2 separate regions of the Homo sapiens genome follow, and region 2 is linked to region 1. Evidence: read pairs that join two places in POLR2A ChIA-PET (ENCODE). Cell type or tissue: MCF 10A. All regions are shown on one strand. Region 1 overlaps OSBPL3 (oxysterol binding protein like 3). Region 2 overlaps OSBPL3 (oxysterol binding protein like 3).

The links. Peaks named below come from ENCODE experiments on the same cell type or tissue, not always from the same donor. Only the 100,000 strongest peaks of a DNase experiment are listed, where the experiment ranks them.
Region 2: POLR2A ChIA-PET joins it to region 1 with 28 read pairs; 24 of 35 experiments call an interaction of 5 or more read pairs at or near these places.

Annotation. Positions count from the first base shown.
Region 1 is chr7:24,967,344-24,975,343 of GRCh38, reverse strand. The region is part of intron 1 of OSBPL3 (oxysterol binding protein like 3); the gene reads left to right. Among named protein-coding and RNA genes, the nearest start is that of OSBPL3, 8.8 kb to the left of the region's middle. RefSeq lists an enhancer at 3,333-3,988. In MCF 10A, no CTCF peak of the experiment used is centred here; a DNase peak (open chromatin) is centred at 3,863.
Region 2 is chr7:24,822,169-24,830,168 of GRCh38, reverse strand. All of the region lies in intron 16 of OSBPL3 (oxysterol binding protein like 3), which reads left to right. Among named protein-coding and RNA genes, the nearest start is that of GSDME, 69 kb to the right of the region's middle. RefSeq lists enhancers at 3,526-4,031, 2,918-4,117. In MCF 10A, no CTCF peak of the experiment used is centred here; a DNase peak (open chromatin) is centred at 3,818.

The DNA.
Region 1 (8,000 bases):
TCGAAGTAACAGAATTCCTTGTTAAGTCCATGAAAAGCACCTGTTCTGGTTGCTCTCATCTTTGGACCAAGGAGATATTGCAAGGAGATCTCAAATTCACACATGTAGTAATCATTGTCTGTAGAATAAATATTTTGCCTATGTTATGTACTATTTTTTCATATCTACGGTAATGCTGTTACTAAAAATGTACTAAAATTGTTATGGAATTCAAATGGAATTTTTGTGAATATTTTATGGATCAATGAATATTTCACATTTTAAAGCAGATTTGAAAGACCCTTTCTGAATTGGCTCCTGCTTCCCTGTCTAGACTCATAGCTCACCACTCACCATTGAGACACAATTCACATATTATACAAGTCATCCGTTTAAAGGTACAAAATTTAATGGATTTTAGTATATTCAGAGTTGTGCAACCATCACCATAATTTTAAAACATTTATCACCCTCTAAAAAAGTTTGCACCCATTACCAGTCATTCCCCATACTGCCCGTCCATTCCCCTAATCCCCACCCACTAATTTACTTTATGCCTGTATGGATTTGCCTATTCTAGACATTTCATATAAGGGGAGTCATATAGTATGTGGCCTTTCGTGTCTGGCTTCTTTCACCTAGTATGTTGTTTTCAAGGTTAATTTCTGTTGTAGCATGTATCAGTACTTCATTCCTTTTTATTGCCTAGTAATACCCCATTGTATGTATATACCACGGTTTTATTTATCTATTTGCTAGCTGACGGGACTGGCATTTCTAAAAAAGTTTGATTCTAATGTGACCCTAATGTGTAGTCCAGAAGTTCCTTTGGGCCCTGTTCGCTGTTTTATCTTGGGGCTAGAACAGAACCTGGCACAAGATAGATGCGTAATAAACATTCAGATGACTGCAGCATTTTACTAAAAGTGTAACTCCTATTATGTTGCAGTCAGCAAAATGTGTTGTCGTTAAAAAGAGGTCCTCATAGTTGATGGTTTACCTACTGATTTGAACAAACGAACTGTTAAAAAGAGTCAAGGAACTTTGAACATGGCTGCAATGCTACAGTTTTTAGGATTTGCTTTGAAATAATCTGGGGGTGAGGAGGGAGTACAGAGGAAACAAGGCTGTCCGTGAGCTGACGATCGTTGAAACTGGGTGATGAATTCTCTATCTGTGCTGTCTGCCAGGCAGCCGTTGGTCGCATGTGGCTATTCAGCCTTTAAAATGTGGCTAGTCCTTACTGAGAAGCGCCGTAGGATAACACATACACTGAGTTTCAAAGATTTAGTATGAAAAATAATGTAAAAATACCTCAATTTTTAAACATCACGTGTTGAAATGATAATATTTTGAATATATTGTAATACTGTGTAATTAAAACTAACTTGTTTTCTTTTACTCTTTGTCTACTTAAGAAATTAAAATTACATCTATGGCTCCTATTACATTTCAGCTGGGCAGTGCAGTGCTATACTTTTGTACATGTTTGAAATTTTTCATCATAAAAAGTTTAGAAATATCAAAGTCATCTTTTTTAAAGTCTGGAGTATAATATTTTTTATAAAGGATTCCTCTGGTATGAAAGGATTGGGAAATATTGATTTTTTTCAAAGATGCTTCTTTGCAGAAGCTTGTGCAGGCAGGCTGTAGCCTTCCAATATCATTCCTGGGCTTATTTAAGCTATGTGAACATTTAAAAATTCTTTTATAATAATAAATGGAATAGCAGTGTGAAGAATTGCTTCTTTAGTTATTAATCTAAATGATTTTGTTTTGAAGTTGGTGATATATTTCCTTCATCTTGGAAAAATACAGAAGACTCACTGGTAATTTCCTTGTTCTTAGCCACATTGTTTGTACCCCTGAAATTGAATTTTCTCTGGACTTGGTTTATAACTGCCTCTACCTAAGTCTGTTGTTTGAGAGCCAGAATATGGTTGTTTCTAGATGCTCCAAGACCCCTTGAGTATGAGTGGAATATGATTCTTAGGGAATAATAATAATATTGTGTGGGTTTAAAGCCAAGAAGCAAATTTCTTTCATAAAAGTTTCTTTAGATGAAAATTATGTTGCTGTCTATATGTCTGTGTTTACTTATGAAAAAAATATCTGAGGTAATCAGCCCAGTTCTCTGAGTGGGTGTGGGCTGGATGAACAATCTTAGTGGAATTTTCATCTGTGATTTCTGAGATTGTGTGAGAGTAGATCTGAGTTAAAAAAATAGCTTAAATGTAAAGCAGAGCAGAATCAAATTGCAATGAGCAATCCAGTGTGGGATTGGCAGAGGATCTCTGACAGTTACTATAACTAAAGTTTGCTATTTTGTTTACCCTCTACAGTTAAAATACTAAAATCTTTATTTTTAGTATTGTGTGGGTCAGATACTTTCCTCAATGTAACATTTCTCCAAATATGTATTAAAATGTAGTACTTGTAAAGATTCCCACACTGGTTTCCTGTCTTGATATCAAATATTGTAATAGTTACAAGAACTTTAAAATTATAGTTTACATCTTATAAAACAAATATTTCTCCCTCCCCAAGTAATTTGTGGTGGACAGTCATCTGAAATGTTTAGAAGCTAAAGCTAATATATATATTTTAATCTACATATATGTATATATATGTGTGTGTATATTTATGTATGTATATATTTTTTAATCTCAGCAACTCTTATTAAATTTGAAGTAGATGCCTCCCTAGAATTAAAGCATGCGCTAAGATTTTTGCTCATACGTTTCACAAATATTTATTAAGCACATGCCATGTGCCAGACACCAGGCTGGGTGCAGGGGATGTGGCGATGAATTGAACAGATGTGGAACCTCCCTTCAAGGAGCTTACAGACTAGAAGGGGATATAGACATTAAAGAGTTGCAGAGAATTCATTAATTACAGTGGGGAGATGTGGCTCAAAGGGAATGAGTCTGGCTTTTAATTGGGACCCTGGAGAGAAAGGTTCCATTTTTCTGTAGGTTGTGATTCAGGTTGCTGAAGGAAGAGAAAAGAGAATGTGGCTGGGGAATCCTCAAAGGAGGATGAGATGAGCAGAGTCCTGCCCTTTTGTGTCTTTCTGCCATTGCTGGAGGCCATGTAGAACTGAGTGGGAGGAGGCCTTAACTCCTCTTTTGATTTGAGGTTTTGAATTTCTCTCTCTGATGCGACACACAGGTTTGTTTATTTGCTAATGGGAGTTGAATCCAAAGTTGAGTTTTTAACACCTTTATAGCAGAAACGCAATGATATCTAGCAACCTGTCCTCCAGCATAGCCCTGCATGTAGCTTAAAATAACTTGCTGGCTAGATTCTAGTGTAGCTTAGTTGTCTGGCATCTGAGGCAAAGTGGGTTAGGGGTATGTGAAGCCTAAAAGAATACAGGGAAGCCCACTTGGGTTTTTCTCAGGTGTAGGGCTGCTTCATGCAAATTCCTGGCATATATAGAATTAACTGAGGTTTCCTTCGGAGCTTGTTGGAGCTATTAGGGAATGGGAAACCATCCTTCCTTTGAAGGTGGAGGTAATTATGAATAACAGTGATAACAGTGGCAGCCAGTAGCTGTTGGGCGCTCTCCATGTGCCAGGCTAAGTGCTTTACTTACGCTACCTCGTTAGATCTTATCACTTAGGAAGTGGTTACTATCATTCCAGTTTATCACTGATAAAACAGAGGCTAGCGAGCAGTCACTTGCTGTTTGGTTTTTCCAACATCCCTTTACCCTTCCTGATTTCCATTTGAGAAGTCACTTCTTGCCTTTGGATATAGTCTGCTGGGACCAGAAGGAGGGGCCCCATTCCCCTCAGCTGTGGCCCTGTGAGCCAGGTCAGTCACATGCCTCTCTCTGGACTCTGGGTGTGGGAGGGTCATGGAGAGTCTGCTGCGAGATGTGTCATGGCCAGACCATCTGTGCATACAGCTTTGTTGTGGTGTAGCTTTCCATTCCACGGAGCTGTGCCCGGGCTTGCCTCTCCAGCCTCCTCTTAGTTCCTTGAACTGATTTGTTTTCTAATACATTTTCTTTGGCTTCATTTACCAAATTGTTTTCTGTTGCTTCCACCCAAAGAACCCTGGTTATCCAGGCTTAGAGAGGGCGAAGTAGTTTTCCTATGATCACGCACACAGCAAGTGGCAGAACTGGGGTACAGTCAGGTCTTTCGGCCTCTATTGCCAAGCCCTTGATTAGAGACCCCCTCTGTGTGCTGAACAGCACTGGACTGGCAGTCCGAGGATCAGAGGATGGATGTAGTTCCTGTGGTACCTGCCTCTGGGGCCTTGGGCCACTGCCTCTTTGAGCTGGACAGGGTAGACAGGATGAAATCTATACATAACTAGGTGACACCCAGTTTGAGAGGATTTTCTTGTCCATGAGACTTTTGGACACATTTTGCCCCGGTTTTCTAAAGGCTTTTACTTTGAGGTTTGAGGAACGGTCTGAAGCAGTGGTTTTCAAAGTGTGACTCCAGGAGATGTATCAGTGTCATCTAGGAACTTGTTAGCAGAACTTGGGTGGGGCCCAAACCCATGGAATTGGAAACTCTGGGGGTGGAGTCCAGAAAACTGGTTTTAACCCTTCAGGTGATTATGATGCACACTAACGTTTTAAGCCCCAGACATTTTCGTTTTATTAAAAACAATTTATTATGTACAAGGTGCTACCTAGAAGTAGGGAGCAGGCAAATGTTAATTAGCCACAGCCCCGACCTCAAAGAATATTCACTTCAGTTCGGGATATATATGTTTATAGCACTCCTCCTTCTCTCTACAATTGTGTTTTTTATATCTATCTATCTGTATCTATATCTCTATATATTGATCCATCTTTTCTCTACTTATATAAACAAGATATTAAAGTGCTATAGGAGCTCAGGAGGAGTGAGGGAGATGCTTTTGCAGAGAAGTTGAGTGTTTGAGACACATCTTGAAGGGCACATGGGATTGAGATAAAGAAAGGGATGAAGGGGCTGAGTGCGATGGCTCACGCCTATAATCCCAGCACTTTGAGAGACTGAGGCAGGCAGATCACCTGAGGTCAGGAGTTCGAGACCAGCCTGGCCGCGTGGTGAAACCAAGTCTCTACTAAAAATACAAAAATTAGCTGGGCATGATGGTGGGCACCTGTAATCTCAGCTACTCGGAGGCTGAGGCAGAAGAATCGCTTGAACCGGGGAGGTGGAGGTTGCAGTCAGCCAAGATGGTGCCACTGCACTCCCTAGACGACAAGAGCGAGACACCGTCTCAAAAAAAAAAAAAAAAAAAAAAAGAAAGGGACGAAGGGAAAGGTAGGAAGGACATTCTAGGCAGAAGTGGTAGGTTAGCTAGGATGAAACAAGGCATGACATTTTAAGAGTTGGTGGACTATCCGGTTTGATGAAGAGAAGGACTGTGTAATGGGAAAAGTAAATGGAGAGGTAGATTAGGGCCCAAGTGGTATAAGTCCTAAATCCCATAGTAACTCCAAAGACTATGCTGTAAACAGTGAACAAGGAGGTGACACGGTAAGAGCTATCTTAGCAGAAAGTGTTTTGGTGGTGACAGAGAAGGGCAGAGGCTGGGAGTATAGGCACAAAGTGATGAGACCTGAACTGGGATGGTCACAGTGAGAGGAGAAAAAAGACAAATAATATCAAAATACTGGAAAGTTAGAATGATAGCCCCTAGGAACTAGGGGTTGGGAGTAGGGTTGAGGGAGAAGGCAAAGATGATTCCACAAGGGATAATAAATGGTGTTGGTAAAATCAGGCAAAAAATAAAATAAATTCCACATGGATCAAAACTTTAAAACAAATAGAAATACAAAAAAATACAATACACTTTTAATAATAAGATGAAAAATCCTTTCTAGATAGGACACAAAATCCAGATGCTATAAAATAAAAGATTGATTTATTGATTACATATCATTTTTGCGGGGTCAATTTTTAAAAACTATGTCAAAAGGCAATCAACACATTTAGGAAAATAATTGCAATGCATATCACAAAGACCTACTTTTATCAATATATAAAGAACTCCAACAAATCAGTACGAGAAAGGCCAGTTACTGTAAAGGCAAAGAGTTTGAACACATAGTTCACGAAATGGCATACAGATGACTCATAAACATATGAAAACTTTAACTTCACTCATAAAAAGAGAAAATGCAAATGAAAACTTCATTGAGATGCTATTTTTCACCTATCGGGTTGGCAGACATCACAAAATGTGGTAACAGTGTTGGCAAAGTTTTGAAGAAACAGGTATTCATACATCGTGGATGGAAATGTAAATCGGTCCAAACTGTAGCGAGCCATTGGCAGTATCTGTCAAAATTGGAAATGCATGCACTCTTTGAATCAGCAATAACAGTCCTAAGAACTTTATCCTACAGATATGCAAAATTCACAAAATGATATATATGCAAAATTGTTTCTTGGAGTATTTGAATAAATACCAGATTGCAAGTAACTTAATTTTCATCAGTAAGTACTAATTAAAAATAATAGAGCCGTTAAAAATGAGGCAGCTCTACATTTTCTGATATGGAATGATATGTGAGATTTATTGTGAAGTTAAGAAAAAAGTGAAGTATAGAATATCCATATATAATATATATTTTATATGAAAGTATGCATATACACATGGACATATATTCATGCATATATGCACACATGGATAAAATTGGTGGGCTGAGGCTGGCGCCGTGGCTCACACCTGTAATCCTAGCACTTTGGGAGGCCGAGGTGGGCGAATCACCTGAGGTCAGGAGTTCAAGACTAGCCTGGCCAACATGGTGAAACCCTGTCTGTACTAAAAATAAAAAAATTAGCTGGGCGTGGTGGTGTGTGCCTGTAATCCCGGCTACGCAGGAGGTGGAGGCAGGAGAATCGCTGGAACCCGGGAGGCAGTGGCTGCAGTGAGCCAAGATCACGCCACTGCACTCCAGTCTGGGTGACAGAGGGAGACTCCGACTCAAAAAAAACAAAAAAACTGGTGTGCTGAAGCCAGTTTACACCGGCATGTGGGAACCAACTGTGCGTGACTTCCCAAGCCCTTGGCTGATTACTTCATGTTGGTAGTTTGAAGCCAGCCACAGTGGGAGTATTTACACCATGGAAATCAGGAAACATAACACATGAGGACATTTTTGTTTTTGTTTTTCCAGAGAGCTGGTTGATAAACATTTAATTGTACTCACTGTATATATAAAAATATAAAATATCTTTTGAAGATTATACAAGAGGTTGCTATAACATCAGACTGTCCTAGGAAGGGGTAACGGAAGGCAGGATAGGTGTGAAGTTGAAATTATACCTTTTGAATATTATTCCAAGTAAATGTATTACTCCAAGTAAATATATAAAGCAAACCAAAAAGTAACTGCAGAGTTTCAGGCGTATGTGACTGTGTTATTTATGGTGCCATTGACTACTGCTGGGGAAAATAGGAAGATGAGTAGATCTTAGAGAAAGAGAGTGCTTTTGGTTTTGAATATGCTGAGCTTGAAGTGTATGGGTGGTATCAGCACAGACATGTCCAGCAACAGTGCAAGAGAGAGGGCAGAGCTGTTGATCAGTTCTGGGAGTCAGCAGTTTAGTTAAAATTGTGACAGTTAAGGGGGCCTTTACCTATAGAACCTTTGGGGCAGGTCCCAGGAGAGAAAGGGGGAAGCCTGTAGTACCTTGGGGAAGGTAAGCCAAGAGGTAGGTAGGGGAAGGGTAACTAGTCACAAAGATTGGAGGACCATAAAATAATAATAATGGTAGTTTCTTAATGAAGTATTTGCTGGAAGTGAGACACTATTCTCTGTACTTTTTGAAAGAACATCACCTGATTTAATTCTCACAATCATTCTCTGGGGTGGGTACTTTTTCCATGATAACCGTTGAGTTGGGGAGGGTAATGTCAAAGAATAAACCAGGAGAGATCTCATGGGAAGGGTGTTAATAGAGCAGGACCTTGAAGTGTCCTGGTACAATTTCAAAAGGTAGAGAAATGGGAGAGAAGGACATTTCAGGTAGAGGGGAGTGATGAGCAAAGGTGAA
Region 2 (8,000 bases), 150 kb after region 1:
GTTCCATCACACTCTTGCCATAGAAGTAGCATAGAGTAATACTCAGGCTTCAGACAGCCCAGGATCCGTCCTACCTCAGTTCTACCTCTTACTAGCATGATAACCCAAGGCAAGTTACATAGCTTCTCTGTGCTTTAGTTTGCTCTTGAGAGTGGAGAGGATGACAGTTATATGTACCTCACGTGGTTTTGTGATGATTCAATGAGGCACTGTCTGCAAAGCACTTGGAGCAGCATCTGAGACATGAAGATACATGTTATATGAGTGTTTGCTGTCATTATTGATGCATGCCAGCAGAGTTTATAATGGTGGAGTGTTGGGAACATCTAAAATGCTTGTCAACAGGGGATTATTTACCTAAAATAGAGTGTATACATATTGAAATTTTAAAAAAAACCTCTAAGATATGCAGAAAGAAATTTTATTAAAATTATAACAAATTTAAAAAATAAAATACACCCTCTCCCACCTTGTTAAGGTAGCAATCAAACACGTCCACTCTCTGTATATCCCTAAATCCCTAGGGACATTAGACATCATTGCTTCTGTACATTTCTCACCCCCTAGTTCTTAGAGAACTGAGGAGAAGGGGGGTGGATTGCTAAAATATTCTTTTATCTTGCTGCTCTCTTTATCAATGGATTTGCACTACAGGGAGAGGAGGGGAAGCGTGGGTTGGCTGAGAGACTTATGATGATAGTGCTTATCTTAACTGTAAATGATAAGGAGTGTTCTCTGGAACTCAAAGGAAAGTGAATATACAGTAACCCAAAGCACACTGTCAGTAGCTTGCCAGTTAGAAGCTAAAACAAGAAATTAAACATGGACTAACACTGGGGAAGTAGGGAGTTAAATCAGTAGTTAAAGGGGATAAGATAATCTGTGTGATTCAGAATTCATCTGGGTTATTTAAATACTGAACCTAAAATAGAATGAGAATAAATGAAAATATAATTTGGTTTCCATGGTATCATATGCACTCTTGTGAAAAAATAAAGGCCAAAAATAGCCTCAAACTACAGCAGACAATCAGGACAGGATGAATAGCTATAAGAAAAGAATAGTAACATGAGCTGTGTAAAGTTGAGCTTCAGTCCTCTGAGCCCTGGTGGGACAGGGCCAAATTCAAGATCTGTTTGTGTATTTCCCATGGTGGCACAGTGGGGGAGAAATCAGAGCTCCTGGGCACATGTGCACAAAGACAGAAAGAGGGTTACATAACTCAGCATTTAGTTCCATGAAATAAGCAAGAAAGAGAACTGGTTATTGTTAGTAGTTTAGAATGTGCTGGGTGTAGGATGTACAGACCTGCCTGCTTCAAATCTTAACTCCACAATTTGCTCCATGTGTGACCTTATGTAAGTTCCTTCAACTTTCTGAGCCTTCCTTTTTAAAAAAAAAAAAATCTGTAAATTAGGAATGATAATGTTTGACTAATAGGTTGTAGTAAGGCTTAAACAAAATAATACACTGATGGAAATATTCAGTAAATGGCTATTGCTCTTATATTTAGTGGGAACTTCTACGATGCCTTTTTTTTTTTTTTCTTTTTTTTTTTTTTTCAGACAGAGTCTCACTTTGTCGCCCAGGCTGGAGGGCAGTGGCACAATCTCGGCTTACTGCAACCTCTGCCTCCCAGTTCAAGTGATCCTCGCACCTCAGCCTCCCGAGTAGCTGGGACTACAGGCTTGTGCCACCATGCCCAGCTAAGTTTTGTATTTTTAATAGAGATGGCATTTCACCATATTGGCCGGGCTGGTCGCAAACTGACCTCATGGGATCCGCCCGCCTTGGCCTCCCAAAGTGCTGGGATTACAGGCATGAACCACCACGCCTGGCCTACAATGCCTTTTAATATAAAGTGTTAAGAATAGTAAGAGTTTGGAAGGCTGAGGTAGGTGAATCACTTGAGGTCAGGAGTTCGAGACAAGCCTGGCTAACATGGTGAAACCCCATCTCTACTAAGAATACAAAAAATTAGCCAGGTGTGGTGTCACATGCCTATAATCCCAGTTACTCAGGAGGCTGAGGCAGGAGAATCACTTGAACCTGGGAGGTGGAGGATGCGGTGAGCCGAGATCGCACCACTGCACTCCAGCCTGGGCAACAGAGCAAGACTCCATTTCAAAAAAAAAGGGAAAAGAATAGTAAGAGGAGTGTTGACAAGGCAGAGAGGAGGCTGAGGAATGACTTGATGAAAGAAAACTAGAAAGGCATATATCTATAATATATACTTTCTTATGTTCAAATAAGATATGCTATATCTCCACTTCTAGTACAAGTAGTTTGAAGGGGACTTGATGTCGCTGGTGAGTCTCTGACAGAAAATGGCTGTCAGGCAGCCAGGAGTTCTCACAGCTGGCTTCACCATGGTCATACCACCAGTCCTGATCATCATGGAGCTGCTTCATCTGTCTGGAATTTAGCCTGATGGCTGCAGATAGTTGGTTATTTTAATATACCTAAGAATGGATGAGTCTCTCAGGGATAAATTCACACTAAGCTTACAAGAGACTGATGTATATAAACTAGAATGCTACTAAATGCATTTACTGTGAAAAATAGACCTGCTATGGGGATCAGAAAGCATTGTCCAGTGTGACTAGGTATGATTTTCCCATAGGCAGATTACTTGGGAAGCCAATGAGAATCCTAAGTGAGCATACAGTGTGAAGATGCAGCTATGTGATTCAGTACACCAGGCAGTCCTCTGCCCTAGAAGTGGGAAGGGTGTAGGGCCAGGGCCTCCCTTTCCCTGGCCAGCAGGAGCCTATCAGCTCAGTACCCCTCTTTCCCTCTCCCAATGCTGTCTATTCTAATTTAACACATCTGAAGAGAGTGCCAGAGCATTTATTCTGTTTCCTGCTGGTACCTGGTATGGCTCTTTCTGCCTCCAGCCCAGGAGACAGTCTACCTTGATGGAGACAGCATGACTCCGCCCTTGTCCATTATGTGTCATTGATAAGCTCTCATGGCTTAGAGGTTTGTTTTCTTGTGCCTCTCTACAATGAGTACAGGTTTCTGGATGACTAGTATAATAAACTGGGCAAGCCCCCCGAATTAATATTTTTGGGTGGAATTTTTTTCTAAGGAGGATAATGATGGAAATTGTATCTCCAAGCTTAAGGACCTGGCAAGAAACAGCTTGGCTTTTCTTCTGAGTTTTCTAGACAACAGTCTGAGTTGGAAAGTGATGGCTGCCTCTCTTCCAAGCCCCTTGATTTTGTTGTCTTGTGGATTTGCTGGGCATGTGGATGTTCGAGGTGGTGAGCAGCCAGGCAAGTGGAAGTCATTGCTGCTTGAGAGTTCGACTCTGTCGAAGCTTGCCTCTCTGTATTGTTTCTCGTCTAAAAGACCCAAAACCACAACATCAAAATGATTCATGTGGTCAGAAATCAGAGAAAGCATTTCTTGTTAAAAATTTTTCTTAGAACAAGTATTAGATTTGTAGAGTGCTCCGTGCATTCATGATCTTACTTGATCTCCAAAACGGCGCTCTGTGGAAGGTGAGGCAGGGATCAGTTACAGGCGAGAAAACCAAGGCCTAGAGGATTTGAGCTTCCCGGTGCCCCTCAGCAAATGCTAGAACCCAGCCCCTCTGTTTCCATCCCTGCCTCCTTTTCCCCTTACTCTCTGTGGGGTCTCTTGTGTGGACTCAGTGACTATGCTCAGAGCTACTGGAGTACAGTATACACAAAGCAGCCCTTTGTGTATGCTGTTCGTTCTCACCATGCAAAATCTCTCCAGACTCACATAGGACTTTGTTCTCCACTCCTGTGGTAGGCAGGGGTGTGGCCTTTGTGAAAGAGGACCGATCAGGAGTGAGTCATAGACATTCCTGTCCTAGGTTCTGACCCTCTGGCTCTTCCACCTTCTCAGAGGTTTCCTTTGTGCCAAAAAATCGGTTTCAACCTTGGCTTTCTACATAAACTCACAAAAGGAAGAATTCAGAGAGGAAGGACTTCCCTTCTTTCCTTACTGTTCAGGGACTAAGTATCCTCTGGCAGGTGATTCCCTGCTTGCTGCGTCCTCCTGCTGCCTGGCAGAGCTAACACACTGGTTTTGAGCTGCATCAAGGGAATAGATGGGTCAGAAAACTTATTTCAGTTGGCTATGTTCCTTTTTTCATACCTTTGGGAAAGGTTTGGTGTTGAAAGGATATGCAATTAAGCTACAGTCTAAAAGTAGCTTTTCCTAATTACATGAAACTTTAGTTGTCCAGATCATTGTTCATTTTAACCATTTACCCACCCACCTGCATACCCTTGACAGTGTCAGAAAAGCTGAGTGCAGTTATTAAAAGTTACTAAAATGTAAGAGATTGAAATGAAGATCTTTTCTTTTGCTCTACAGGCTCAGCCTTTCTTCCTTTTCTGTTATTTATTGGAGGACTCTGAGTCCATACATTCTTGGACAGGCTTATACTTGCCACACCCATCACTTCCTCCTTGCACACTCATGTCACCTCTGCATAGTCCTTGTATCTACTAGTTAGCAGAGTTATTTATTACTGATTAAATAAGTAAAGATACTGTCAAAGGGTAAATTCTTAAAGACACTCAAAGGGTAAATTCAAGCCGTTCAAATAAAACCAGCAATAAATCAAATATGAGACAACTAAACCATTGCTTTGTGGTTTTCTCCATTTCTAGGTCAAGTCAGCACTTAATGTGTTTTTGTTTTTTAATTTTTTGCAAGAGGCCATGTGTTTATGAGATAAGTGATTCACTCTGAACATGGGAGAAGGGAAAATAATTGGCATCTGCATTCTCCCCAAAATCAGGCCAGAATTCTTGGCATCATCCTTAATAGCTCTTTCTCTCATCATTCACATCCTCTCATCAGCAAATCCTGGGGTCTCCCTTCAGAAGCCTTCCTTCTACAGCCAGCCATTTTCACTTTCTCTCCCATGTGATGCTGGTCACCTAGCTCAGGCCACTAAAATCAATGACTGGGATTATTGCAGTAGGACTCACTACTGGTCTCCTGTTTCCAGAGCCAGTTAATTCCTTATCCAGCAGCCCCAGTGACTGCTTAAAACAGAAGCAGCAGCTGCTCTAAATCCTCCACCAACTTCCCAAGTCACTTGGAATAAAATCCAAAGTCCTGGCCATGGTCCACAACGCCCTCGAAAATCTCACCCTCAGACACTTCTCCTACTTACCCCACCTCCTCATTTAGCTCTGCCAGACTGGCCTTGCTTCTTCTGCTTCATACCAAGCATTTTCCAGCCATTGGCCTTTGCTGTGTCCCCTGCCTGGGACGTGCTTCTCTCAGATATCTGCATGGTTAACTTCCGAACTTCTCTCAGCCCCACAGGTTTCCATTATTAGAGTCCTGCCCCACCACCCTGTCTGACCAGCACTCCTACTCACTGTCCCCACATCCTCATGCCCTGCTTTATTTTCCTTAACACAATTTCTACTGACAAATTATGTGCTTCTTATGTGTCGTTTGTCTTACCCACTTCCATACTAAAATATAAATTCCATCAGGGTAAGAATTTTTACCCTTGGTGACTAGGACGGTGCCTGACACATCACAGGCAATCAATAAGTACTTGATGAGTGACCTGGAAAGAATGGCCACTTGGTCCCCTCTCTGGATGACTTCTTCACCTGGCACTTGCCCTCTTTTTCGTTATTGCCCTGTATTGCTGCAGGGAAATCAGGACCTAGGAGGACTGGATAGTTATGCCTTGGAGCAGTTGCAGGGGAGAACTGATGTACTGAAGGGCTACTTTTCTAAATCTGAAAAATAAAAACTTACAAAGTACAAAAATACTGAAAATACCTCCTTTTCCTATCTGCTTCTCCCCTGACCTCTTATATAAAGTGCATTCAAAGCATAAATTAAAAATGATTAGGTCAAGGTAAAGAAAGGCCTCAGATATATAAATAAATTATAAATTACCAGAATTCTTAACTGCCAGGGGAACTGTATTGGGGCTTGTAGAAAGAAAGATAGATACATGTGTTACCATATAAATACTTGCGTAATAAAAACCATGTGTACTAATTTCTTGAATGCTTGGGCATCCTTACCAATCAAGAATTGCTCTTCTTTGATTGGAGAGGACGTGATAGGGAAGAATGCTTAAAAAAAAAGTCTAAATTGGGTTTATTCAACAGGCTAACAGACAGCATCTCCTTCCAGGGCTGGGTCAATTCAGACAAATGCATTTACTGCCCTTTTTGCCTGAATTAAAATGTAAGGAGAATACAGACTCAACCAAAATCCTGCAATAACAAAGACAGGTTAGATTCTGCTCATTATTCTCTACTCTAATAGATTTTAGAAAGATTGCCATCAACAAAGATTAAGTGATTAACTGTGAATTACCTTTTTCCATGGGCATTGAAGTTAATCAAAGCCTTTGTATAATTTTTTCAAGTTGGCCAGCATCCGCCACCACCTTTGATGCTAAGATTCGAAGAAGACATTAACAGCAGATGTTAGAATCAGAGCATTTTGAAGCCAAGAGGGATCCTCACACCTCATTTTACAAAGAAATATGCGAGACTGAGGTTGGAAAGGTCAAATTCAAAAGTTTTTTTTCTCTAAATGTCCATGAGAAGGAACCTTAATGATGTGTCCTGGCTTTGGGGAGGGACACGAGCCCTGGATCTGGAAGAGGATGACATAGGTTTGGAGTGCTACCTTTATCACTCATTAATGTTGTGGCATTGGGGAAGCTCTTTGCTGGCCAGAACCCCTATTTCCTAATTTATAAAATCAGGCTCACCAAGATACAAGGCTGCCCTAAGAACTAAGTGAAAATACACTCATTTTAGAAATCTATATTTTGATTTTTTAAATGAGTGTATTTTCACTTAGTCTCTTTTAAATGAGTATATTTTCACTTAGTCTCTGCCTAATCCACATCAGTGTATGATCCTGGACAGTTTGTATGTGTTCTTTTTTTAGTTGGCCGAGTCAGTGGAATCAGCCTTATTTCACAGATGAGGTGACAGAGGCTGAAGGGACTGAAAAGCTGTGAAGGTCATACAGCCAGCAGATGATGTTGCAGTCAGGGCCCAGGTCCATGGAACAACAAAAACCTTTCCCTCGTTCCCGGACACTAGTGCAGCACATGGCAGATGCTCCAGAAATAGGAGGAAATATACAAAATAATAAGCTATCAATGTAAATCTCCCCAGAAAGCTTTGTAAAACTCTTAAAAGCAATGTGGGCCAAATAAACCATTCCCAAAGGCCTGTGTAAGCCATAAAGAAATAAGCAAAGTTACTGATATTTGAAGGTTGAGACTTATTCAGAAAATGTGTTGAACCCATCTAAACATAATCTGCTAAACATTCATTCATTATCTAACACAATAGTTTAAAAAAATCAAGGTTGGGTTTTTATGAGATGTGTGTATACTGTAGGGGTTCTCTTGTAATTCATATGGATGTATATTTATCCCTGTTTTATGGGGTTTAAAATTATTACAGAAGAGGCGTATGGTTTTTATATACTGTGTTTACATTCGGCCATACCTGTAAAGATGCCAAATTCTTCATCAAAGCTATAGTGCTCCTCTCCCACATTGCTACATTGTTTTTGTGGGATGAATATAATCTACTTCATAATAATCCACTTTAAAATATGTTTACATTATGGGGGAGAGGAACATTTCATAGCTTTCCTTCCATTTCATAGTGGGTCATGCCAGCTGGGGTGGAGAAGTGGGGAGTGGGGATTGTCTTGAGCTGATTAATGGTTATTATTATTATAGATAGTGTCTCACTATGTTGCCCAGGCTGGTCTTGAACTCCTGGATCCTGGGCTCAAGGGATCCTTCTGCCTCAGCCTCCCAAGTAGCTGGAATTACAGGGCTATGCCACTGCACCTTGATTTTGTTTTATATGATCCCATGGTTTCAAAGCTAGCTCCGTTGTTTTCATCGAAAGACAGCTAGTGAAGAAAAGGAGAAGAATGTAGCATTTTTTAATATAAGGTATCTCCAAGTGGTAGGATTTTTTTAAAAAAGATAACTG